Linked DNA regions of Homo sapiens: regions 1, 2, 3 and 4 are each linked to region 5. A link is a loop called in an ENCODE intact Hi-C map of the cell type or tissue named here. Cell type or tissue: PC-3. All regions are shown on one strand.

The links. Peaks named below come from ENCODE experiments on the same cell type or tissue, not always from the same donor. Only the 100,000 strongest peaks of a DNase experiment are listed, where the experiment ranks them.
Region 1: a loop joins it to region 5, with 9 times the contacts of the local background. A loop is called at or near these places in 7 of 110 quality-filtered maps.
Region 2: a loop joins it to region 5, with 8 times the contacts of the local background. A loop is called at or near these places in 5 of 110 quality-filtered maps.
Region 3: it touches region 5 in a loop (7-fold over the local background); 2 of 110 quality-filtered maps call a loop at or near these places.
Region 4: it touches region 5 in a loop (4-fold over the local background); 40 of 110 quality-filtered maps call a loop at or near these places.

The regions. Positions count from the first base shown.
Region 1 is chr7:6,963,192-6,968,191 of GRCh38, reverse strand. All of the region lies in intron 2 of LOC107986763 (a long non-coding RNA gene), which reads left to right. Among named protein-coding and RNA genes, the nearest start is that of MIR3683, 100 kb to the left of the region's middle. RefSeq lists an enhancer at 4,957-5,000. In PC-3, a CTCF peak has its summit at 2,963 (motif pointing left); a DNase peak (open chromatin) is centred at 2,988.
Region 2 is chr7:7,120,001-7,125,000 of GRCh38, reverse strand. No RefSeq gene overlaps it. Among named protein-coding and RNA genes, the nearest start is that of MIR3683, 55 kb to the right of the region's middle. In PC-3, no CTCF peak of the experiment used is centred here; no DNase peak of the experiment used is centred here; H3K27ac peaks cover 836 bases.
Region 3 is chr7:7,015,424-7,020,423 of GRCh38, reverse strand. The region is part of intron 1 of LOC105375138 (a long non-coding RNA gene); the gene reads right to left. Among named protein-coding and RNA genes, the nearest start is that of MIR3683, 49 kb to the left of the region's middle. In PC-3, no CTCF peak of the experiment used is centred here; DNase peaks (open chromatin) are centred at 1,953 and 2,433; H3K4me3 peaks cover 1,403 bases; H3K27ac peaks cover 3,276 bases.
Region 4 is chr7:7,113,115-7,118,114 of GRCh38, reverse strand. No RefSeq gene overlaps it. Among named protein-coding and RNA genes, the nearest start is that of MIR3683, 49 kb to the right of the region's middle. In PC-3, no CTCF peak of the experiment used is centred here; no DNase peak of the experiment used is centred here; H3K27ac peaks cover 834 bases.
Region 5 is chr7:7,174,528-7,179,527 of GRCh38, reverse strand. It overlaps a transcript of C1GALT1 not described here. Among named protein-coding and RNA genes, the nearest start is that of C1GALT1, 5.5 kb to the left of the region's middle. In PC-3, no CTCF peak of the experiment used is centred here; DNase peaks (open chromatin) are centred at 427, 1,227, 2,237 and 2,937; H3K4me3 peaks cover 1,446 bases; H3K27ac peaks cover 3,022 bases.

The sequences.
Region 1 (5,000 bases), 210 kb after region 5:
GTGAGTCGTCACATCTGTATTAGACCCTAGCTGTTGCTTAGGCAAAAATGATGATTTAGAAGAAGATGGAGAGAAGAGGAGAGTTAATTTAAACGTACTTATATTCGGCCGGGTGTGGTGGCTCATGCCTGTAATCCCAGCACTTTGGGAGGCTGAGGCAGGCGGATCACGAGGTCAGGAGATGGAGACCATCCTGGCTAACAGGGTGAAATCTCTTCTCTATTAAAAATACAAAAAATTAGCTGGGCATGGTGGCGGGTGCCTGTAGTCCAAGCTACTTGGGAGGCTGAGGCACGAGAATGGCGTGAACCCAGGAGGCAGAGATTGCAGTGAGCGGAGATCCCGCCACTGCACTCCAGCCTGGGCAACAGATCGAGACTCCGTCTCAAAAAAAGAAAAAAGAAAGAAAGTACTTATATTCATTCCCTAGGGCTGCCACAACCAAGTACCAAAAGCTGGGTGACTTGAAACCAGAGAAATTGATTGTCTTGTGGCTCTGGTGGCCAGCAGTCTGAAATGGAAGTGCCAGCAGGGCCACGTTCCCTCCTGTACTTGTCAGGGATTCCTGCCTTGCCTCTTCCTAGCTTTCTGTGGTTTCCTGGCAGTCTTCAGTGTTCCTTGGTTTGCATACGCATCAGTCCAATCTTCTGTCCAATCCATGGCCTTCTTCCCTGTGTCTCTGTGACTCGGTGTGTCCTCTCCTCTTTTATAAGGACACCAGTCATTGACTTAGGCCCTCCCTACTCCAGGATGACTTCATCCTAATCAACAGCATCTGCAATAACCTTATTTCTTTCTTTCTTTCTTTTTTTTGAGAGGGACTTTCACTCTTGTTGCCCAGGCTGGAGTGCAATAGCGCGGTCTCAGCTCAATGCAACCTCCGCCTCCTGGGTTCAAGCGATTCTCCTGCCTCAGCCTCCCGAGTAGTTGGGATTACAGGTATGGGCCACCACACCCAGCTAATTTTGAATTTTTCGTAGAGATGGGGTTTCTCCATGTTGGTCAGGCTGGTCTCAAACTCCTGAACTCAGGTGATCCACCCGCCTCGACCTCCCAAAGTGTTGGGATTACAGGCATGAGCCACCACGCCCGGTCCGCAATAACTCTATTTCTAAATAAGGTCACATTCTGAGCTGCTGGAATTTAGGATTTCAACATGTTTTGAGGAGGACTCAATTTAACCCGTAAGAATACTATGTGGACCACACATGCTGCTTCACATCTGTTATCCCAGCACTTTGGGAGGTTGAAGCAGGAGGATCATTGCTCAGGGCGTAGGGGACACCAGGTGCATAAGACCACAGCGTTGACTGGTGTGGGGGCTCACACCTGTAAGTTTGGGAAGCTAAGGTAGGACGATCACTTGAGCCCAGGAGTTTGAGGCCAGTCTGGGTGACATAGTGAGACCTCATTTCTAAAAAAAAAAAATTAATTAGCTGGGCTTGGTGGTAGCCACCTACAGTCCCAGCTACTCAGGAGGCTGAAGCAGGAGGGTCGCTTGAGTCCAGAAGATCAAGGCTGTGGCGAGCTGTGATTGCAACCCTGCACTCCAGCCTGGGCAATAGAGCAAGCCCTGTCTCAAAAAAAAAAAAAAAAAAAAAAAGGCATCTCCCTTGTCTTCTGATTCCCTGAGCTGTCATAGAAAGGAAGTGAAGCAGAGAAAGCATCCCCACGAAAGGGAATTTTCAAAACCAGCCTAAGCAACATAGCAAGATCTTGCCTTTAGAAAGTATTTAAATTGGAAGGAAAAAAAAAAAAGCAGTACTATAGCACAGAGTTGACAGCTACAGGTGTGGCTACATCCAGGTCCTAAAACTATATCATCAGAATGACCCCTCACCCTCCCCCCGCTTTCCATTTTACTTTCTTAAGCATGAACATGAAATTTCCAAGATTGTCTCTCCTTTGGCTAATCTGCTTCTCAGACCCAATCACTGTGGCCAGGGTGGTGGAAGGACACTGGCATCCAGGCTGGGACCACATGCCCCAGCTCCAGATCAGGGTGGGGAATAGCCAGTGGCACACATGCCATGGGGGACTAGTGACTCCTCAGTGGAAAATCGGGGACTGTCATTGGAGAGCAGCGATAGAAGAAAGGCTGACACAGTGCAATGTATCTCCTGCACCAGCCTGGGCCTCGATGTCTTGAGTACTGATGACACAGTACTCAGTCCAGGGCAATCCCAACTCCATCTGCGGGGCTGCCCACAGTACATGAACCCCTCACTGGATTTGCTGACCACACGTGCAAACAGCCACCTCCCAGCCCCACTCCCCGCAGTCTCCCTGAACCCTGTCAAAATTCCCCTCAGTTCTCACCAAGATTAAAAGCAATTCTGAGGGTGAGCGGCTCATTCTGCTAGTTTAACTCTCTCAATTCCTTCTCTCTCCAGAACTCTGTACTTACTGCTCCATCACTGGTAATGACAATGAACATCTTCACAATCTCAGGTTTTATTGCAAAGTGATTGAGGACCAGTTAGAATAAGTTATGCTACAGAAACTAAAGAAATCCCATCAAGCAAATGGTGTGTCATTGAAAGTCTTAGGACAGCTGTGTATATTCTCTCCCCCAATGAATCAATTGAAAATGAGAAGCTCTTACCGCCATGTTCCGGGCAGAATCTATCAAAAGTATAAGCCATGATATTATAATTTGATGATTTTTCATCCGTCAAATGGATATGGCCCAGGGGAGAAAAGTGGACGCTCCGTAACTAGATGATGGTCAAGAGTTATAAAAATGAGGTCCTCTCTGTTCAACATTTCTCCTTTCTTGAAAGGATACTCAATGTCACGCTCAGGGCCTCTAATGGCCAGAGATAAAATTCCTCCCAGTTCCAGAGCACCCCAGGGCAACCCCAAAACCAGAGCAACTGCTTATTGCCACGTAGACTATGTACTGTGCAATTCCTGGGGTGGCATTTTCATAAATATGTGGGTGGCGCCCCCTGGAGGTATGTAATGCACAACTTGCACAAACGGTAAGTCATCGTATCCCAAAGTCCACAAAGAAGAGGTAAGCAAAACTCCCATCGATGTTGCCATCAGTCATGAGTCTGCCTTTTCTTCATGGGACAGTAGCAAAAACAATTTGGCCAAGTGTGCTTGGATGATCTCTAAGATGGAATCAGGGTCTCTCACTTTCAGCACTATTGACATTTGGGGCTGGATCATTCTTTTGTCTTAGTGGGAGTTGTCCGGGGCATTGTAGGATGTTTAGTAGCATCCCTGGCCTCTACCCATTAGCTGCCAGTAGCACCACCTCCTCCAGCCGCAACCACCAAAATTGTCTCCAGACATGGCCACATGTTCTCTGGGGGGCAAAATCACCCCCTGGCTGAGAAGCCCTGAAGTAAAGACATAATACGCAGATCACATGTAAGTAAGAGAGCCTAAGGGCCACACAGGTGATGCTGTACCCCTGACAAAGCCAGAGTCTTAAAGAGGTTAGAGAGGTGGAGAAAGAGAAAGGAAATGAAGTCCCAGCTGCCGAGAGCAACAGATGCTGACTAGATGTTGTTGATAGTCATCTTTAAACTGAGGTTAAAAGATGCTGAGAAGCCATCAGCTCCCATCCTGCTCTCCAGGGACAACGCTGCTGAAAAAGGCCTGGAGATCAACAAAGCCCCAAACACAGCTGCACTGAGCAAAGAAACCAGAGATTGAGACAAAATGACATTCCCTCAAAGACTACTCATTTCCAAGAGGGGAGAAAAAGTGGAGTCATGAAAAACAGTTGAGGCTGGATAGAGTGAATCACACCTGTAATCCCAGCACTTTGGGATTACTCCCAGGCTGAGACGGGAAAATTGCTTGAACTCAGGAGTTCAAGACCAGCCTGGGCAAAATAGCAAGACCTTGCCTCTAGAAAAAGGGAAAAAAATTAGCCAGGTGTGATGATACACGCCTGTGGTCTCAGCTACTCGGGAGGCTGAGGTGGGAGGATCGCTTGAACCCAGGAGGTAGAGGCTGCAGTGAGCCGGGATTGCACCACTGCACTCCAGCCTGGGCTACAGATCTTGTCTCAAAAAAGAAAAAAATTAAACAAAATTAAGGCCGGGCACGATTGCTCATGCCCGTAATCCTAGCACTTTGGGAGGCCAAGGTGGGCAGATCACGAGGTCAGGAGATTGAGACCATCCTGGCTAACACGGTGAAACCCCATCTCTACTAAAAATACAAACAATTAGCCGGATATGGTGCTGGGTGCCTATAGTCCCAGCTACTCTGGAGGCTGAGGCAGAAGAATGGAGTGAACTCGGGAGGTGGAGCTTGCAGTGAGCCAAGATCACCCCACTACACTCCAGCCTGGGCAAAAAAGCAAGACCCTATCTCAAAAAAAAAAGAAAATTGAAAATTTTTTTGAGACCAAGTCTCACTCTGTCACCCAGGCTGGAGTGAAATGCTGCGATCTCCACTCACTGCAACCTCCGCCTCCTGGGTTCAAGTGATTCTCATATCTCAAACTCTTACCTCAACATGACTACAGGCATGTTGTCACCATGCCTAATTTTTGCATTTTTAGTAGAGATGGGGTTTCACCATGTTGTCCAGGATGGTCTTGAACTCCTAGGTTCAAGCAATCTACCCACCTCAGCCTCCCAAAATGCTGAGATTACAGGCATGAGCCACCGTGCCCGACCTCTAACTTTTCATTATGGAAATTTCCCATACGCACAAAAAGCAGGGAGAGAATTGCACGATGAACCCCCATGCACCCATCATCCCACTGCAAGAACTTGTCAACATTTCGCCAATCTCATTCCAGTTCCCACTTTTCTTTTCCTTCTTGCTATTTTAGGATATTTTAAAGCAAATTCCAGACATTTCATTTCACCCACATCCATAACACGCCAGGGTGCATTCTTGATGTAAGGATTTTGTTTTGTTTTATAACACCCATGACATTGCCACACTTAATTGATTTAACATGAAGAAACTAAGATTCTTGCAGGTGGAGAAAAGATCTAATTACCACCTTAAAGCCTCTCCTACTA
Region 2 (5,000 bases), 55 kb after region 5:
GATATATCTGTCATTGGAAAAATAATTAGGATTAGAAACTTTTTTCTTTGATGGCCAGGCGTGGTGGCTCATGTCTGTAATCCCAGCACTTTGGGAGGCTGAGGCAGGTGGATCACTTGAGGTCAGGAGTTTGAGACCGCCTGACCAACATGGTGAAACACTGTCTCTAATAAAAATACAAAAATTAGCCTGTGTGGTGGCGGGCATCTGTAATCCCAGCTACTCAGGTGGCTGAGGCAGAAAAATCGCTTGAACCCGGGAGGCGGAGGTTGCAGTGAGCTGAGATGGCGCCACTGCACTCCAGCCTGGGTGACGAAGCTAGACTCCATCTCAAAAAGACGAACAACAACAATAACAACAACAACAACAACAACAACAAAACTCTTTTCTTTGAAATAGTAATGGTAAGTGATTAAGTCCCCACCAAGGCAGCAATGTTACAGAAGATCCTTCCCTGGGAGAGTAGATATTTCTGATTGGAAACATTGAAGGGGAATGTAGAGTATCTGAAAAGTAGAGGGAGGGAGGGGCAAGAGAGAACCCTAAACTAAAGAGGAGGACAAGACAAGCTTGAGGAAGGGGGAGGTTAAATCATGAAAGTTTTCCATGGGAAGTTTTCCCTGTGATGGTGACTGGGGCCAACAGGACTATCAGATAGGTTCTGCTATGAATAACAGAAAACATAGGATGATAAAGGTTGGCACACATTGGAAATTTATTTTTCAATTTGGACACAACATGGACACAACAACCTGTCTGGAGGAGAGCAGTCCAGAGCATTTTAGGAGACCTATCTTTTTCTACCCCATTGTTCTGTACTGTGGACTGACACAAGCCCATTTGGTCCCATACAACTCTTAGGGTGTCTTTGGCAGAATATACTAGATTTGAGATGAAAGTATCAGCTGCTTCTTCAACCTTGCTATCAGGCTGTATGGAAAGCAAGTCACAGAACAAATTCTGCCACAAAAGCAATCATTTATAACAAAACATTTAATTATAAGAAAGCATAAGAATAGTTTAGTCTTTTCTTTCAGTTGAAGGTAGCCTTGGCTCTCCTTCCTCCAATCTCTAATCTCACCTGACATGAAAAATTGAACCAAGGCAGTTATGACAACGTTCCAGAAGCAGGAATCTCTTATCTGTGTAGTCAGCATCAGGGAGCTAAAAAGCCCTTAAAACCAAATACCGAACCCAGGATCATTTAGAGATTAAGCCACGGGCATTTTTCCTAAAGGTACAAACCATAGGCCACAGGTCACACTGGATTCTTTTATTCTACTCCTGCAAAGGTGGAGAGTGTCTCTAAAATATTTTCACTAACCTTATACCTTAAATATCATTAATTTAGCCAATGACAATTCCTATCTAGCATTCATTAGTAGATTGTTAATTTTATTCACCCTTAAAAGCCCATTTCTGAAATTCACTGAGAATGTTAGCAAAGACCCAGATATGAATGACAGAAACAATCACTTCTATGATATAGGCTTTTTAATTAGAACATTAATGCCACCTCTGGAGTGCAAACTTTCAACTGAAATTTTAGCTGACTGCTCTTGGGTTGTAACTTAACCTGAATTGGACAAACAAAATATCTTAATTAAATATAATTGCCATCCTAAAACATGGCTTGTACACATGCTTCTGCTTAGATCCCATTGGCAGCAACTTGGTAACATGGCCACATCCAGCTTCAAAGGAAGCTGGGAAATGCCAACTTTATTCTAGGAAGCTACGTGCCCAGAGATGATATGTATTACTACCAAGGGAGAAGAAATGAACAAGTATTTTGCGAACCTTGGAAGGTTTCCTGTGCAGAGGGACTCACCATAGTTGCTCAACACTTTCACTTGCATTGCAATAAATAAATCCTACTCCACCCTCAGACTATGGGAAACTTTCCAGGTATGAAAAATACTCTTATGTATTCCCAGAAATGGGTTAGAGTTGGGGTAATTGCTTAATGGTAGATAGATGTATTAAGGCAAAAATTTCCATCAATTATCCTACACTCTAGGTTAAAATGCCAACTCTGCATTTTAACAAGATTGCCAGATGATTACTAAGTGCAGAAAAATTTGAGAAGCACTGTTTTTGGATGCTTCCCTCTCTTTCCTCAACATATATATACTTGAACATCCTGTGGTTGAGGCCAAAGCGTTTCCCTCAGCAGGGCAACTGTAATCTAGAACACAGAAGTAAGTCTGGGAGAATCCACGAACAAGTGGTACATTGTAATTTAGATAATCAGTTACTCAACATTTCATGCAGATTAGATTATCTTATGAAAAAAGCAATTCGTGTATTTTTTGGACTGCAATAAGGAAATAATAAAAAGAATATATTAAAAGTGGATCTAGCTGGAGAATAAAACTCTAGATAATTTCTTTTTCCAACTTTGTCATACTTTTCAAAAATTTCTTTTATGAACATAAACTATTTTAAAGTGGAAAAAATTGTTGTTATGAAAACACATTTGTTTTAGCTTTAGCAATCAGTTAGATAGTTGAATAAAAAATAAATCTCTCACTGGTTTGGAAGTTAACAGCTATGGAGTGGGATATTATGAATCCACCCAAGACAAGCTGCTGCCATTGCCAAAGTAAACTGCTTATTCACAGGAGATGAGACGTGCTTATTTTGGAGCACTTTTCTTAATTGCCGACTTTTGCAACTCAAAAATTTTAATGTCATTTCCAAACATTGCTTTAAAAGTATTTTCAAATTGAAACTTGGCACGGAAGTTTAATATAATTTTCTTCTGGTAATTGAAGTGATTCGATTCAACCACATTTATTGGACAGCTGAAAGTTGCATAACTCTGAATCTTTTTTTGTTTTTTCATTTTGGAGGGAACATACAAAGGAATTAAAAGACATGGTCCCTACATTTGGGAACTCACTTTGGAGGACTTTTGTAAAATTATTGTGTAACCCTCTTTCAAAATTAAGATTTGTTTAAGTGTGTTTAAATAATTTTATCCTGGTTGGATATTTTTATAATTCTATATATTCTTTTAAAAACCTATAATATATCTGATTGATCTGATGTAAAAACAAGAAGAAATTCTAGCTTCAAAGGCCAAAATGCATATAAAGGTCATAATTTCACAATAGCAACTACAGAAACACATTGAAGGCATTGGGTCTTTCTCCTGTTGCTTCTGGAGAAAGAAGAAGAAGGATAAATGAAGGAAACGGAGGACGCATGGCATTTCCCTAATCCATTTTTTGTAGCAACTCTGACAGGCGAGCTTGCAATGGAAAATTGTGCCTGATCCTTGATTCTTGAAACAAATTTCCCCAAAATAAACTTTTACTTTAGTGATGGGATTAAACTCAGTAAAAACAGTCAAGGATTAGTGAAGAAGACTCCATATTCTATCAGAGGATTTGTAAAAAATTCTAATTCTTTGACACTTTAATTTGTGGAATGGGCCAGGTGTGGTGGCTCACACCTGTAATCCTAGCACTTTGGGAGAAAGAGGTGGGTGGATCACCTGAGGTCAGGAGTTTGAGACCAGCCTGGCCAACATGGTGAAACCTTGTCTCTCCTAAAAATACAAAAGTTAGCTGGGTGTGGTGGCATGCACCTGTAATCCCAGCTACTCAGGGAGGCTGAGGCAGGAAAAGCACTTGAATCCGGGAAGTGGAGGTTGCAGTGAGCCAAGATTGTGCCACTGCACTCCAGCCTCGGTGAGAGAGCAAGACTGTCTCAAAAAAAAAAAAAACCAAAAACTGTGGAATAATTAGTATAGATGTTAATTTTTATGCACAGTTTTGTTAATAAAGAATTCTTTCCCTTTTGAAAAACAAAAACAGGAAATTAAAATCATAAAATTAAAAGTTGAAAGGTTTTTTTATTGGTTGGAAAGAATTAGAAACTCACTCAAACTAGCTTAGAAAAGATGATTAATTTCAGTGTTACAGATATATCACAGAACTGTGTGAAACTGGGCCTCATACAAAGTAGAAAGCTGTTTAGAACCAATATTAATTGTCTCTCACTTAATCTCAGCTTCTTTTTCCACAACTATACCACTTTCATCTCTCTAAAAATCAATTTCATTTGCTTACTCATCAGCTTGCAAATGGCTTCCTCCACCACTAAGCTGACTTTGCCACTCCAGTGTCCAACCCTGACTCGTAACAATCTCTGTATTTTATAGTTTAAAATAATGATGGAGGGAATCTGATTAATGCAGATCATCTGTTCTAGTCAAGCCATACCAATCAGAGGTCTCTGATAAACCAACAGATTGGCTGCCCATTTGGAGCAGATACCTGACCTAATCATCCATGGCTCGGGGAAGAAGAGGTAGCACGTAATGTGTTGGACTGCTTATTCTTCTGGGTATATATTTACTTTAGGTAAAAGAAAGGAATAAATAATGTACTTGACGTTGGGCTTAGCAAACTTAATATCTATGAGGTGAAGCTAAAGAAGACAATGCACATGAAAGAATTATATATGTTGACTAAATGGCCCAATGAATAATAATATGACAAAAAGTACCAAGGGTGAGAATCCAATATGATCCGTAGTGATACCATATTATGACAATATGGAATGTTGAAAAGCTGAAGGATTATCAGATACACCAAAAAAGAAAAAAAAGTATGCGTTCATAAATAATGAATAACCAGTTACAGATAAAAATTAACATTAAATTATCTAAAGAATTCTGATTCAAGATGGCTGATGAAACACATGCTTAGGAATAAAATTATATAAAGAATAAGAACAAAAATAAAATATATAAAGAATAAAAACAAAAATAAAATTATATAAATAATAAAAATAAAGTATATAAAGAAAAAAAACAAAAACAGCACAATAAAAAGAATGAGGGAATAATTGGTAGACAAGAGATTGCAATACATTTCTGGAAGTTTTCTTAAAATTGATGAAGCTGAGTAGAGACAGCCATAGCCAAGGGAGCACCATGAAGCTGACTGTCCTGGCAGACACCCAGAAAGGCTGTAGTAGATAGAGTG
Region 3 (5,000 bases), 160 kb after region 5:
AGTTAGCATAGTACTTGTGCCAGGCACTTTGCTAACTTTTGTACCTGCCTTGTCTCACCCAATTCATACCAAATACTCTTCTGAGAATTACCATCTTCATTCTAAAATGAAGAAGTGTATGCTCAGTAAGACCCCAAATTTTGTCTAATCCCGTGGCAGAACTTTGATTGAACCCATTGTCTATTTGACTTTGAAGCTGTTGTTATAACGACTATATTTCATTATCTTCTAAACCTCTAACTCAGATCTCCTTGGTTTTAGACTGACATCCAACTACCCACTGGATGTAGCTCAGGTACTTCTGCCTTAGTAGGTATTAAACTAAATTCATATTACTTGTCCCTCCTTTCAACCCCTTTTCTACCCTTCAATTGTCCCTATTTCAACACCTCCTTCTCTGATATTTCTTATTTCTTATCATGCTTTCTCCTTTAATCCACCCCTTAAGAACACTTTGGATTTTCTCTCTCCCTCATTGTAATTTCCGTTGGTCTCCAAGTCACCACAGAGGCGTCTCTGCATCCCAGCGCAGCCGGCATTCCCCTCTGCTTCCTAATTGACCTCTGGGCTGCTGAGTTCCCAACTGCAGTTGGTTCTCCCTACAGCTGTCAAGGTTAGCTTTTCAAAAAATCAATGTCATCATTCCACTCCACCTAAAAATCTCCAATGGGCCTTGTCACCTCCAGAGTCATTTGTGTTCTTAGAGGATTTCTTGTGTTCTTAGAGGATTTATAGAGACATAAATGGCCGTGCCTTCCTTGCCTGTCAGACACATCATGAACATATGTGAATAATTACATTTTAAGATATATGTAGATACTTCTTATGCTGAAGAAAACAAGTTTCAAAATCTTTACTAAATTTTAAATAAATTCATTAAATTAAAAATGAGTTATTCACCTGGTTTGGTGGCTCACATCTGGAATCCCAGCACTTTGAAAGACTGAGGCAGGAAGATTGCTTGAGCCCAGGAGTTCAAGACCAGCCTGGGCAATATGACAAAACCCTGTCTCTACAAAAAATACAAAAAATTAGCTGGGCGTGGTGGCACAGGCCTGTAGTCCCAGCTACTGGGGAAGCTGAGGTGGGAGGATCGCCTGAGCCTGGGATGTCAAGGCTGCAGTGAGCTGAGATCATGCCACCGCACTCCACCCTGGGTGACAGAGCAAGACCCTGTCTCAAAAAAAAGGAAAAAAGTAATCAATTATTTTTTCTCAATGGGTAACTTAATGCACAACGATTGTCTTATGAGTCTGCTCAATTTTTTGACATTAAAAAAGATACTCATTCATAACTACATACCGATTTGATTATTGTTATGTAAAAGCTCTCATTTTAACTAATACTCTTCGACATGTCTGTTTTCTGGCTGTGGACCTTGCAGCTAGGTCATGTTAATTCTGCATAATAAACTTTGGTAATGTATCAGTTACAGAGTGGAAATAGGTAATTGGTGTGGGGGAAGATTGGGATACTGACACTAGAGTCTTTTTGAAACTGGAATGGAATAAATTCCACATTCTAAAAAGCTCAATTAAAGTAATTAAAAATTCCCTGTGGTCTCTTATTAACTTCCAAAAGAGGCATTCAGGTGAAGCCTTAATATACAGTATAGTAATATACTACTATATGCATCTGGGACTAGACCTCAATATTCTAGTCTCCTAACCTGGCATTGTTAACATGGCTTGAAGGGGCCAGTAGGACCTCACGGCCTAGTTGGAGACTCATATCTCAACTCAGTTTCCAATCTTATAAGCTGGGACATCAGCTGTGAGAGAGGTGGAAGCTTCAAAAAAAAAGAATGTATTTTCCTAGGAACCACAAGAAAAGCTTCATCAAATCTTTTATAGTAAAAGCAGAACACTCTACGATTCTTACATTTTCCACTTCAACTAATCACTTAGTAATTCAACAGGTATTTATGTGGTAACAACTCAGCCAGGGAGTGTTTGAGTTGATCTGAAAAGTCAGAGTTTACAATCAAAAGGAGGAGGGAGAAATGAAATGTAGAGGAGGATAATAACAAGTAGTGATTACATCCCTAAAAGAAATACAAAAAAATCCAAAAGCATCTTCTCTTGGATAATAGCAAACTGGGAAAACTCCAAATAGTCAGAGATGAGGTTCTTTCTCCTACCCTGTGAAATGAAGAACCTAGTAAGAACATTTTTTTTTTTATTAAAATTCAGTCTTTTTTTTTCTCTCTGGCTCATAGATGTAGGTTTAATACTTCCCTTTATTTCTGCCACCTGATTCCCTTTCTCCCCGCATGTTTTCTTTTGACTGGTATGAGATGATATCTCATTGTGGTTTTGATTTTCGTATCTCTAATGGTTAGTAATGTTGAACATTTTTTTACAAGCTTGTTGGCTGCACCAATGTCTGTTTTTGAAGTGACTGTTCATGTTCTTTGCCCAATTTTTAATGGGGTTGTTTGCTCTTTGCTTGCAAATCTAGTAAGATTTTGCCTTAGGTGAAATCTTCCTGGAAGCAGCAAGCCCTTTCAGAAATGAGGTACTGCCCAGTCTACATTCATATGCCAGTTACAAGTGGACTTGGAGGTGGCGGGGAAGATGGGTTGTGGGGGAGGTGGGGTGGGTGGCAGGAGGTGTGAGGGGAGGAGGTCAGAGGGAAAGCTGAAGACAACCGAGCATTGGAGTGTTGTCTGCTGCACCCTGGCTGTTCCTATATAGCCTCTCTCCTCCAGATCTCATAGCACCCTGCTTCACTGAAGAGCCTCAGTCACCCCGGAAAGTTCATATCCCCACTGCCCACCTCCCATCAGGAAACAAAGGGATGCTGAGCTGTGCTTGGGGACCCTTTTTTTCTTTTAAAGAGTTTCACAACTACTTTATTTTATTTTCTAAACTTTTATTTTAGGTTCAGGGGCACATGTGCAGGTTTGTTAAATAGGTAAATTGCATGTTGCAATGGAGGGGTGGTTGGTGTACAAATTATTTCATCACCCGGGTAATGAGCATAGTACCTGATAGGTAGTTTTTCAATTCTCAACTTCCTCTCACCCTCCATCCTCAAGTAGGCCCCGATGTCTATAGTTCCCCTCTTTGTATCTATATGTACTCAACATTTAACTTCCACTTATAAATGAGAACGTGGGGTATTTGGTTTTCTGTTCCTGTCTGTTAGTTTGCTTAGGATAATGGCCTCCAGCTGCATCCATGTTGATCCATGTTGCTACAAAGGACATAGCTCATTATTTTTGTGGCTGCATAGTATTCCACTGTAAACATGTACCACATTATCTTTATACAGTCTATCACTGATGGACATTTAGGTGGATTCCATGTCTTTGCTATTGCAAATAGTGCTGCAATGAACATAGGTGTGCATATGTCTTTATGGTGGAATGATTTATATTCCTTTGGTTATATACCCAATAATGAGATTGCTGGGTCAGGTGGCAATTCTGATATAAGTTCTTTGAGAAATCACCAAACTGCTTTCCACAGTGGCTGAACTAATTTACCTTCCCACCAACAATGTATAAGCGTTCCGTTTTCTGTGTAGCCGCATCAGCATCTGTTGTTTTTTGGCTTTTTACTAATAGCCATTGTGGCTGGGCATCAGGGCACAAGTCTGTTATCCCAGCACCTTGGGAGGCTGAGGTAGGCAGGTCACTTGAGGTCAGTAGTTGGAGACCAGCCTGGCCAACATGGCAAAACCCCGTCTCTACTAAAAATACAAAAATTAGCCAGGTGTGGTGGCGCACACCTGTAGTCCCAGCTATTTAGGAGGCTAAGGGATGAGAACTACTTGAACCCGGGAGGTGGAGGTTGCAGTGAGCCAAGATAGCACCACTGCACTCCATCCTGGGTGACAGAGTGAGACTTTGTCTAAATAATAATAATAATAATACTAACAGTAATAGCCATTGTGACTGGTGTGAGATGGTATCTCATTGTAGTTTTGATTTGCATTTCCCTAATGATTAGTGATGTTGAGCATTTGTTCATATGCTTATTGGCCACATGAAGGTCTTCTTTTGAAAAGTTATCTGTTCATGTTATTTGCCTATTTCTTAATGGGGCTGTTTTTTGCTCATTGATTTGTTTGAGCTCATTATACATTCTGGATATTAGACCTTTGTGGGATGCCTAGTTTGCCAATATTTTCTCCCATTCTGTAGATTGTCTGTTTACTCTGTTGATAGTTTCTTTTGCTGTGCAGAGCTCTTTAATTAGGTCCCATGTATCAAATCTTGCTTTTATTGAAATTGCTTTTGGTGTTGGGACCCTTTCGAATGGAAGAGGTTCAATGTAGAGATGAGGTCTTGCTATGCTACCCTAGCTCCTCTCATCCTCTCCTGGATAAGGAGAATCCAGAGGGTGCTATAGGGACCATGTTTTGTTTTCCCCCCTCATAGCTCCCAAGCTTGCCCCTACCACTAAACAGACACTTCTTCCTAAAAACAAAATGAATAAAAACCCACAGAAAAGTACATAGTTAAATGCATTGCTCAAACGTTATCGTAGACTGGGCATGGTGGCCCATGCCTATAATCCCAGCACTTTGGGAGGCCAAGGCAGGTGGATTTCTTAAGCCCATGAGTAATCTGCCCTGGATTAATAAGCCCAGCCTGGGCAACATGGCGAAACCCCATCTCTACTAAAAATTAAAAGAAAAAAAGAAAAGCCAAGCTTGGTGGTATGTGACTGTATTCCCAGCTACTCCAGCCTGGGAAACAGGAGTGAGACCCTGTCTCAAAAATCCCCCAAAATAACAACAAGAAAACCCAAACTTTATCATAATTCAAATAATAGAAATGATAGAGAAAAGAATGCCCCCAGAATCCAACCATCTTAGCCAGATAACAACAGTCTTTTTCTTTTTTTAAGTGCAATTTCTACTCTATTCATATCCTTTGCCCAATTTTGAGATATTTTAAATCGTGAATCAATGGTTCTCAACTCTGACTCATCTGAATCTCTAAGGGAGATTTTACAAGGCATGGATGACTATGCTTTACCTTGACCTAG
Region 4 (5,000 bases), 61 kb after region 5:
AATCCAGACGAGAAAAAGAAGCGAAGTCAGGGTGACGTGGGGAAAGGCCCTTCTAAGCTGTGGGAGCTAACTTTAAGAAGCTTTTCATTAATTCCGTTTATATCTCACTGGCCAAACCTAGCTGCAAGGAAAGTTGGGAAATGTAGTCCTTTATTCTGGGCAGCAATATGATGTTAAAAAGATCAAGATGTGCTTATTAAGGAGGGGAGTGTTGATATTCAGCTAGGCAGCTAGCAGATTCTGCCACAGTGTTTACTATGCAAAATAATTTCCAGTGTGGGAGATATAAATCATTAAATTAAAAGTGTTTAACAAATACCAAACAGGACATATTTTTATATGCATAGTCATAGTATAACTATTAATAGTTTGAAATTTTAGAAATCTAAGGACTTTTTTTTTTTTTTTTTGAGACGGAGTCTCCCTCTGTCGCCCAGGCCGGACTGCGGACTGCAGTGGCGCAATCTCGGCTCACTGCAAGCTCCGCTTCCCGGGTTCACGGCATTCTCCTGCCTCAGCCTCCCCAGTAGCTGGGACTACAGGCGCCCGCCACCGCGCCCGGCTAATTTTTTGTATTTTTAGTAGAGACGGGGTTTCACCTTGTTAGCCAGGATAGGACTTTTACAAAATGGTGTAATTCCAAATAAAACAGAATGTGTTAAACAAATATATAAAGGATGCTCAACCTTGTTAAAAAAATTAGAGGCCTGGCCTGCAAATGAAAACAAAAGTGAAATATTTCTCAGGATCAGCTTGGAAAAATCAAGATATTGAAAATATCCCTTGTCAGTGAAGGTTTTGAGGAAGAGTTTTCTCATCACCTGTTGGTATAAGTATAAATAAATTTAGCTTTGGGGGATGAAATTTTGGCAGCATTTATTTTAAAAAGTGGTTTTCTATTGCTGCTGTAACAAATTACCACGAACATGGTGGCTTCAAACAACACATATTTAAAGACACACACAAATTTATTAATTTAAGATCTGTAGGTGAGAAGTCTGGTACGAGTCTCACTGGATTAAAATCAAAGGGTCATCAGGACTGTGTTCTTTTCTGGAAACTCTATGATCTAGTCCTAGGATCTAGGGTTTCTAGGCTCTAGAATCCGTTTCCAGCTTATTCTGGTTGCTAGCAGAATTCAGTTGCTTGCAGATAATATGTAAATCCAAATTGCCTGTGGTCCTGCTGACTATCAGCTGAGGGCAATTCTATCATTTAGAAACTGCCTGTACTTTTGGCTCATGGTTATAGTCTTTTCTCTTCAAAGCCGGCAGTGACAGCTCCAGTCCCTCTCACGATTCAAATCTCCTCCTTCTGTTTCAAGTTTGATCCAGACAGGAAAGTTGTCTACTTTCAAGGATTTGTGTGATTAAATTGAGTGCACTCAGGCAATCCAAACTAATCTCGCCATCTCAAGGTCGGTAACCTTAATTATGCCGGTCAAATCTCTTTTGCTGTGTAAGATAGCAAACTCACAGGTGCTGGGAATTAGGACATGGACATCTTTGAGGGGTGTGAGGAGGAGGCGCATTATTCGGCCCACTACAGTGAAATATACACATTCCCTTTTATCTAGCAATTACACACATAAACCCAACTCACTCTAAAACCTGAGATGAGAGAGAGGGGAACAGAAGACTTAATTACCAGCATCACACTTCTTATCAGCATCATGAAATGCTAAGAAAAATATGGAGCAACGCTTTCAAAGTTCTGGGAAAAATAATTTAAAATACAGGTTGCGATGCTATTGTTTTAAATAGTAATTTATATAGTAATTTAAAATACAGGTTGCTATGCTATGCTATTGTTTGGCCAACCAAACAATCAATAGGAGGAAAAAGGCATTTCAAATATTTAAGTATTAGAAATTTTATCTCCAATATACCCTTTTAAAAAATGTTCCTTGAGGATGGATTTCAGCAATGACAGAATAATTTAAGAAAGAGAAAGGTAGGGGACGCTGGAGCAGTCGCTCCAACCCAGGAGAGCAGGGCGTTGAGGCCTCAGGACATTTGCTGGCAGCAGCAGGAAGAGCAATAGCCTACATTGGAGCAGGAGGATTGAGGACTCCAGATGGGAGCTGTTTGGGTGAAGACTGAGGTGGATTGGCCTGGTTTATCATCGAGAGCTTGAAAAACTTTAGGATATAAGAAAGGTACGGAATACATGGTACAAAATGAAAAGTCATGTCCTGTTTAAAGCAATTGGTGAGGGGTAAAACAAAGAAAAAACCCACAAATTTTTGAAATTTTTTAGCTGGAACAAGGAATAGTCTCTTTTGAGCAATACTGCAGTCATGGCACTGACCCTGTAAAGAACAATTCCTGCACATAAGCCCGGTCCCAACCTGGACATGTCTATATGTAATGACTTAATGTGAGGAAAGATCTTGAAGGGTGTGTACTGTGATGTTAATAGTGATTGTAGTTAGAGATGGGATTCTGAGTGATTTTTTTCTTTCTGTTTATCTGTATTTTCTAAGTTTTTGAAAGTAATCCTATATTTTATTATTTGCAATCTAGATTGTGTCATTGTCTTTTAAAACAGTGTAAAGAAAATAGTGATATTATTATGGCGGGGAACCATGGACTTCAGAGATAGAAGATGCCTTCAAGTCCTGACTGTAGTACTTAATGAGCAGATCACGCTATATTCTTTTAAGATCTTGCAGGACCAGCTTAAGAGGCCAAAAGCTTTAAAAGGAACCTGAGGCAGACATTCAAATTTGCTGGGCCCTAATGTGGGAAGAACTTGCTAGGCATGGGAGACTGAGGGAGGAACAAGATACAGTGCCTATCCTGAAGATACTCCAAGTCAGAATGGGAGCTAACCAGGAAATCTTCAGTCACTTCACAGTAGCAACGGCTGTGCTTAGTGTAACACATGGAGTGCCCTGGTACTCCAGCAGAGCCCTCCTCAAACTAGGCAGGGTCCAGTGTGGTTTCTCATAAGAGATGACCTACGACAGATGTATTCTGAAAGACGACTAGTAATAAGCTGGATGGAGGACCTAGGAAAAACAGGCATTCCCGGCAGGGCAAAAGGCATTAGCTGGCTTCCATTCTTCCTCTTTCTCTGGGCTGGTTCTGGCATTGAAACCTCACTACAAATATTTGTTCTTCTCCTTTGCCACTGCCGTGCATGTGTGTTACTTGGGCTAATATTTGCTTTTGTAGAAGACTGCACTTAACAATGCTTAATGGTGTGTATTGTGTAGATGGCCTGAAAGATTGTGGATTACCTGAGTTTTCCTGTTTCCTTTTGAATCTTAGAAAACATCGAGATAATTCTCTTCTGTTCTTATACATTTTCTTCATGCACTGAACAACTTGAGTCTGTAAAAATAACTCAAATGATGCAATATCTCATTTCTAATTTCTTGGCAATAACCAAGGAGAATCTTTCTGATTGTTAGTGTGGAAAGGGGGAGGCATAGCATGTTGTGCACCAAAATAAAATTGGGTCTGGGGTTGTCTTTTGAGGTGACCTCTGGTGTTTTTTAATTATAGAAACAGCTACATGTTTCTGTGGTTACAGAGATCCTGGTTAGACTACTCAAAGTGATGAGAGGCTCAGGAGTAACTACAATATGCAATTTTATTGTTTGTGAATTAATATGTTAAAAATTAGTAGCAGATTTGTTTTCCTTCACAGTTTTCACACAATTTAAGGAAAAAAGCTAACTGTAGCTTGTGTTTCCTTATGTGGTTTATATATTCACTCTTTGGTCCTAAGAATCCTAAAGACAAGTTTTGCACCTGCAGGCTTTGCTTCATGTTATGGAAAAGCTCTCTGGCGTGCTGGAGGGAAGGAAGTTGTCTCTCTTCCAGCTTAAGCGTAATGAAGGAGCAGAGGAAGGGTCTTCTGCAGGGATGAGCCCTTGTGCAAAGCCAGCAGGGCTTGGTTTGTTCAAGGAACGGCAAGTGATTGGATGACTGGCTTGCAGCTGGGTGGGGTTGGGTGAGGGATGAGGCTGAAGAGATGGGTTGGTAGTCATGCAACCGAAGTGCAGGTTCAATCATTCGCCGCTTGCAGAGTCCAATTAATAAGAACAAGGTCTGGTATAAAGAAAGTGCCTTTTTATTCCAAAACTAGCTTAGGGGAAGAAGTACAGGCTTCCGTCCTTAAGTATACTGCTTCACCTTTGGAGCAGAAAGTGGGCACTTTTAAAAGGCAAAGGAGGACACAAGCAGGTGAGGGGTTTTGTGCTAGCTTGGTGCCTTATCTATCAGGCTGTCAAGCTGGTGTCTTCATGGGCAGAAATGAGTTGTAATGGTGGCCAAAAACTCTAGCGGGCATACTTTGGATTGTAAATTGACTGTTATCTCTCGGGGCAACCTCCTGGTGGGTAAGAGTTCCATTCTGGAGCTTCTAAGCACACAGTTAGATGAATTTGCCCTGTGAGGAATATCTGCTGAAGAGGTGGTAAAGGCTATAATTGCATTTCTAAAGAGCTAAGTAGGAAGTTGGAAAAAGGAAAAAGAGAAGAGACAGAAAAAATAATTAAACTATCTCTTAGAAAAATGGGAGTATTCAGTGACAGTTTGGGGCGGATCACAAAGGGTCCTATGTTCTCCTTGTATGCTACCCTACCCAACCTCTAGGCTCTTCTTCCTCCACTATCTCCTGTATATTGATCTTCTCAGAGTATAGATCTGATCATGTTGTTTTCCACTTCAAACAAAATAGAACATAACACTTCACTAGCTCCTTGTTGCCCAATGAATAAGGAACAAATTCTTTAGATAAGTTTTGAAACTTTTTTCCTACTTTCTTCTACCAATCTTATTCTTTGGCTAATTTAGTCATTTTCCAAATGCTCCTTACTTTTTCAAACCTCTGTGCTTTTGCTTTTGTGCCATTCTGCCATTCCTTTTTTTCTAGAATGCTCATTCCCTGTCTCTACCTAGGAAGACTTGCCCACCTTTGAGGGCCTAATGCAAATGTGATTTCTTACTGGGTGAGATCTGAGGGTGAGGTGGGTCCTGCCTTTAATC
Region 5 (5,000 bases):
CAGAAAATGCAAACAAGCTAGCAACAACATTAAAACATTGTCTTCTTTAATAGACTTAGTTTCCCTTTAAATACCTACATTTTACAAATATATTAACACCAGTTTATAATAATTAAGTTAAATTTCGTGTATTAAATTTTATTAACTCATATGGTAGTATTAAAATATGTTCACAAATTATTTGATACTTCTTCCTTCAAAGGGTCAAACTTCATTCCCCTCACCTTGAGTTTGGACTGTATTAAATGACTTGTTCTCATGAATAGAATGTAGTGGAAATGATGTAATGTGACTTCTGAGGGGAGACTATAAAACATGCCAGACTTTTTATTCTTTCTCTAGGATTACTTGTTGGGGCCAGGTAGCTGTTATGTCAGAGTCATAAGGTCACTCAGGCAACTTATAAGGAGGCTCACATGGTGAGTAATTAAGGCTTCTAGCCAACAACCGGTGAGGTATTGAGGCCTTCTGACAAGAGCCATGTGAGTGAGCTTGGAAGCAGATCCTCCAACCCTTCAGGCCTTCAAATGATTGCATGCATCATGGTCAACATCTTGACTGTAACCTAGAAAGAGACCCTGAGACAGAACCATTCAGCTAAGGTGCTCCTGAATTCCTAGGCCACAGAAACAGTGAGATACTAAATGTTTAAATGATTGTTGTTTTAAGCCACTAAGTTTTGGGATAGTTTGTTATACAACAATAGGTAACTCATACAGCTGGATATAATAGAGCCTAGCACAATGCCTGGCACACATGCAGGTGTTCAATTATTTGTTGTTTGAATGAATAAATAATTGAATGAAGTATATCTTTTTCACTTTAGTAGGTAGCATACAATGTTAGGATTATCTTTGCTCCCTGACACCTGTATTATCTAAGGGTTTTTTGATCTCTTATAGAGAGATGTAGTGTGAATCTTACTGAGAGCTAAACTTTGCCAGTTGTGGAAGTAACATGGTGAATAGAACAACGGAATCCTTGAAACTTGAATTCTGCCCCCAGTTGTTTTTCCTCAATCAATTTTTTTTAATTTTTTAAAAATTAATGAGTTAACACAAAATTAAACCATGTCTTGAAACCAGACAGCCATCTTGTCTGCCATCTCCAAGCAAATTACAGATTGACTCATAATACAAATTTGCCCAGAGGGCTTGCAATACTATTTCACAAAGTTGGCTGTATTATTTCTCTTCACAAATGACCAGTCTGATGCATAGCATGTTTAGCTACAGATGCCTCTGATGACTCTCTCTGCAACATTTTCATGGCTCGCCAACAGGTCTGTCTACATTTCTCAGGTCTACCAAGGGGGCGGTTCAATTCTGCTTTGATGTAATCTATCCAAAGATCAGAATCTACAGATCTAAATTCTCTCAAAGCCCTCTGTTGCAGAATTCCTGCATTCTTGCTCCTTTTCAAACTGGATCATTTCCTAAAAAAGTCAACTAAAAATGGATGGCTCTCCTGTAAACTTTTAAACACAGCTCCAGCCTTTTTGTAGCCACCACTTTGGTAAGCCCAATCCAGGTACTTATCTTTCAGTGCCCCCAGTTTTATCACTGATTAGCTGGATGACCTGTAGTAAGTCACCTAACCCTTCTGAATCTCAATTTCCCTATCCACTAACTGGGGAAAATTATCCCAATGTACCCCAAAAGGCAGTCAATGAGATTATATGTAAATATGCTTTACATATAAAGCATTAGCATTCTTTTAATTAAATTAGGCTGATGAGGTCTACCTGATGTTTAAGCAATTAAGCATTAAGTATTTTACATGAATACCATGGAGACCTTTCAGGAAGTGACAACTTATTTACTGATTTTACTGTGTACTGTATAAAATAGTAGCATCATTCATAGCAAGCAGTTTGGATTTAAGAGTATGGCAGAATGGTAGCTTATATGTCAGGTCTCATTTTATGAGCCTGTTGAAAATTTATTACTCTTTTAAAAGAATGCATAATTATCACTGGCTCCTTTTTCTTTTTCATGAATTAATTTGTAACTGTGGCTGAGTATATCTGCTCCTCTTTGTTGTGACAGAGGTACTTAAACAAACTTAATAACAAACATATATATAACCGGTTATTTGAGTTTATGAGTTCATCCTAGAGCAAAATTGCACCCAATAGCAAGAAAATAAATGGCAGAAAACATGTCTTTCTCTTTCAGAGGGCAGAACTTAGGGCACACAGGGGAAGGCTTTATATACTGGAACATCAAAGGTAGAGATGAGGCAATTATTAACAATGCACATTTTTGTGGCATGACTAACCTGAGAGGTAAATATGTTAGAATGAGTAAGACAGAGCCTTAGTGTGAGACTCAAGTCCTGATTATGTAGTGGATGAATGGCCTTAAATACAAGGTCCCTAATTTAATTGTATGGTTTTTTCTTGCTTTCAGCTATTCAGCTGTGAGCCCAAATCAGTTGAAACTACTGGCCTAATTAGATATCAGACTGTTTGTTGTTGTGGATGATCCCTGAGTAAGAAAAAGAAGAACTCTAGGGGGAAGAAAGGGACAGAGCTTCTTGCACCTCATTTCCTATGTTAAATTAGGGAGTAAGTGAAAAATGGACACCAGGAAACAAAGATCAGGGAAATCCTTCTGGCAACATTGTGCTTTTAGACAGAGCTTCTCGTCTCCTATTGAAAATACCTGACAATGCCACCCTGTATAACCTAAGAGAACATTTTCTAAACAGTTTTTATTCCTTGTAGCTACATCTTTACAAAATTTACCAAGATTTTGAGACAATTGGAATGGCTGGTGTTGTTTTCTGAATTGACTGACAGAGGAATAGGGTTAAGATGGAGAATAGAGCAGAGGAAGAAATAAAGAAAAAAAGTCTAGGAAATACATTTAACCTCGAGGGAAGAGGACTCAGTGTGACTCACAGCATATTAGCTTGAAAGCAGAGACTGTCACGTGTGCACTGAGGAACTTGTGTCATCTAGAAAAATATTCTCAGCTTACGAGGCTAGAATCCCTGGGGTTACTCTTTGTTCCTCTAGTTCCCTGGAATAAGAATCAGGAGTGTTCCTTAATTGTTTTCTCAATTGATGAGAAACAGAAGCAGAAACATTTGTTGTAAGTGAAATAGTTGAAGTTTCTTTAGTTTGAAATCCCAAAGGAGTAAATTATTTATAAATGTATATGTTGCATCTGTTATTGAAAAGAACTAATTGACTTACAAATTGTGTAGCTGCATAATGTGGCATTTTTTTTTTCTTATTTCAAGTTGTATTTCTAAATCTAAAGGTGGACCTATAGTAGATACCTTTTCTTGTTTCTATTCATCCTCCATAGAGAAGCATCTCCTTCCTCGACCTTTTTCCACAAATTCCCATTTTGCTGAAATGGCTCACAGAACTTGGGCAAATACTTTACCTATGTTTACTCACTTATTATAATGGATACAGATGAATAGCCAGATAGAAGAGATGTATAATGTAAGGTATGGAAGAAATGGCATGTAGCTTCCATGCTGTCTCCAGGCATACAAACCTCTGGGAACCTCTATGTGTTTGGAAAGCCCCCCAACCCTATCCTTTTGGGGTTTTACAGAGGTAATAAAGGTAAAATGAGGGGATAAAGGTAGGGCCTTTTATCCAATAGACCTGGTGCCCTTCCAAGAAGAGGAAGAGTTCTCTCTCCCCATTATGTAAGGACACAGAGAGAAGCCTATCATCTATAAACCAGAAAAAAAAAAGCCCTCAGCAGAAACCAAGTCAGCCAGAATGTGGATCTTGGACTTGCTAGCCTCCAAAAGTGTGAAAAATAAATTTATGTTGTTTAAGCTATTCAGTTTGTGGTATTTTGTTACAGTAGCCCAAGCAGACTAATACAAGGGGCTACCTGAAGGATTGATGCAAGATCCTCTCCTCTGTTTTGCTAACTCAGAACCTAGGGCAGAAAAAGCTGGAAAACACAGCAAACTGAAGTAATAACCCTAGACACCTGGAGGCAGAGATTACAGTTGAAACATGCAATAGACTGCCTAAGGCAAAATCTGGAGAGAGTTTCTTTGGGAAATTAAAATATTCAAAAGCAACCATATATACGTGGGAATTTAGAAAGCCATGCACATGCCCAGGGCAAAACACTTGCTTAGAAAACACCTGAGAAAACCCTAAGCTTTCATTTTGGGCTGATCCCTTAGCACAGTGCAAGGCTAACTAAGAATTGAAGTAGAGCCCTGGCTTAGAGCCACTTTGCAAAGACTGTGAGAGCTTCTGGCATTCGAGGAAATCTGCCAAAACACTAGCTGAACACAGGCTAAGGGACAGAGTCTTCCATGACCATATTGACAAGGAATACAGTCTTTGAAATAATAGTTTGAGACAGGCATCAAATAAACTGACTGCTACAGCCTTCAAGAACCAGAAAACAGCAAACCCCCCTAGGAAAGTGAAGAAAATCTAATTTCTAGTTACCACATCATAGGAGCCAAATGTCCACTTTTCAAGCTCACACACAAAAATCACAAAGCATACAAAGAAACAAGAAAGTATGGCTCATTCAAAGGAACAAAATAAATGGATAGAAACTGTCCCTGAGGAAGTCCAGACATTGGAATTACTAAACAAAAACTTTAAAACAATTGTCTTAAATATGCTCAAAATGCTAAACATGGAAATGAAAACATTGACAGTGAACTAAAGGAAGCCAGGAAAATGATGTATGAACAAGATGAGAATATCAACAAAGAGATAGTAGTTATGAAAAGGAACCAAACAGAAATTCTGAAGCTGAAAAATAAAAATAAAAAAATCTAAGTGGCTTCAGCAACAGAACTGAGCAAGCAGAAGAGTCAGTGAACTTGAAGATAAGACCACTGAAATTACTGAGGCTGAGGAGCAGAAAGGAAAAAGAATGAAGAAATTTTCATTTGTTGTTGGAATGCAAATGGTATAGCTACTTTTTTTTTTTCTTTTTTAACTAGAGATGAGTTCTCACTATGTTGCCCGGGCTGGTCTTGAATTCCTGAGC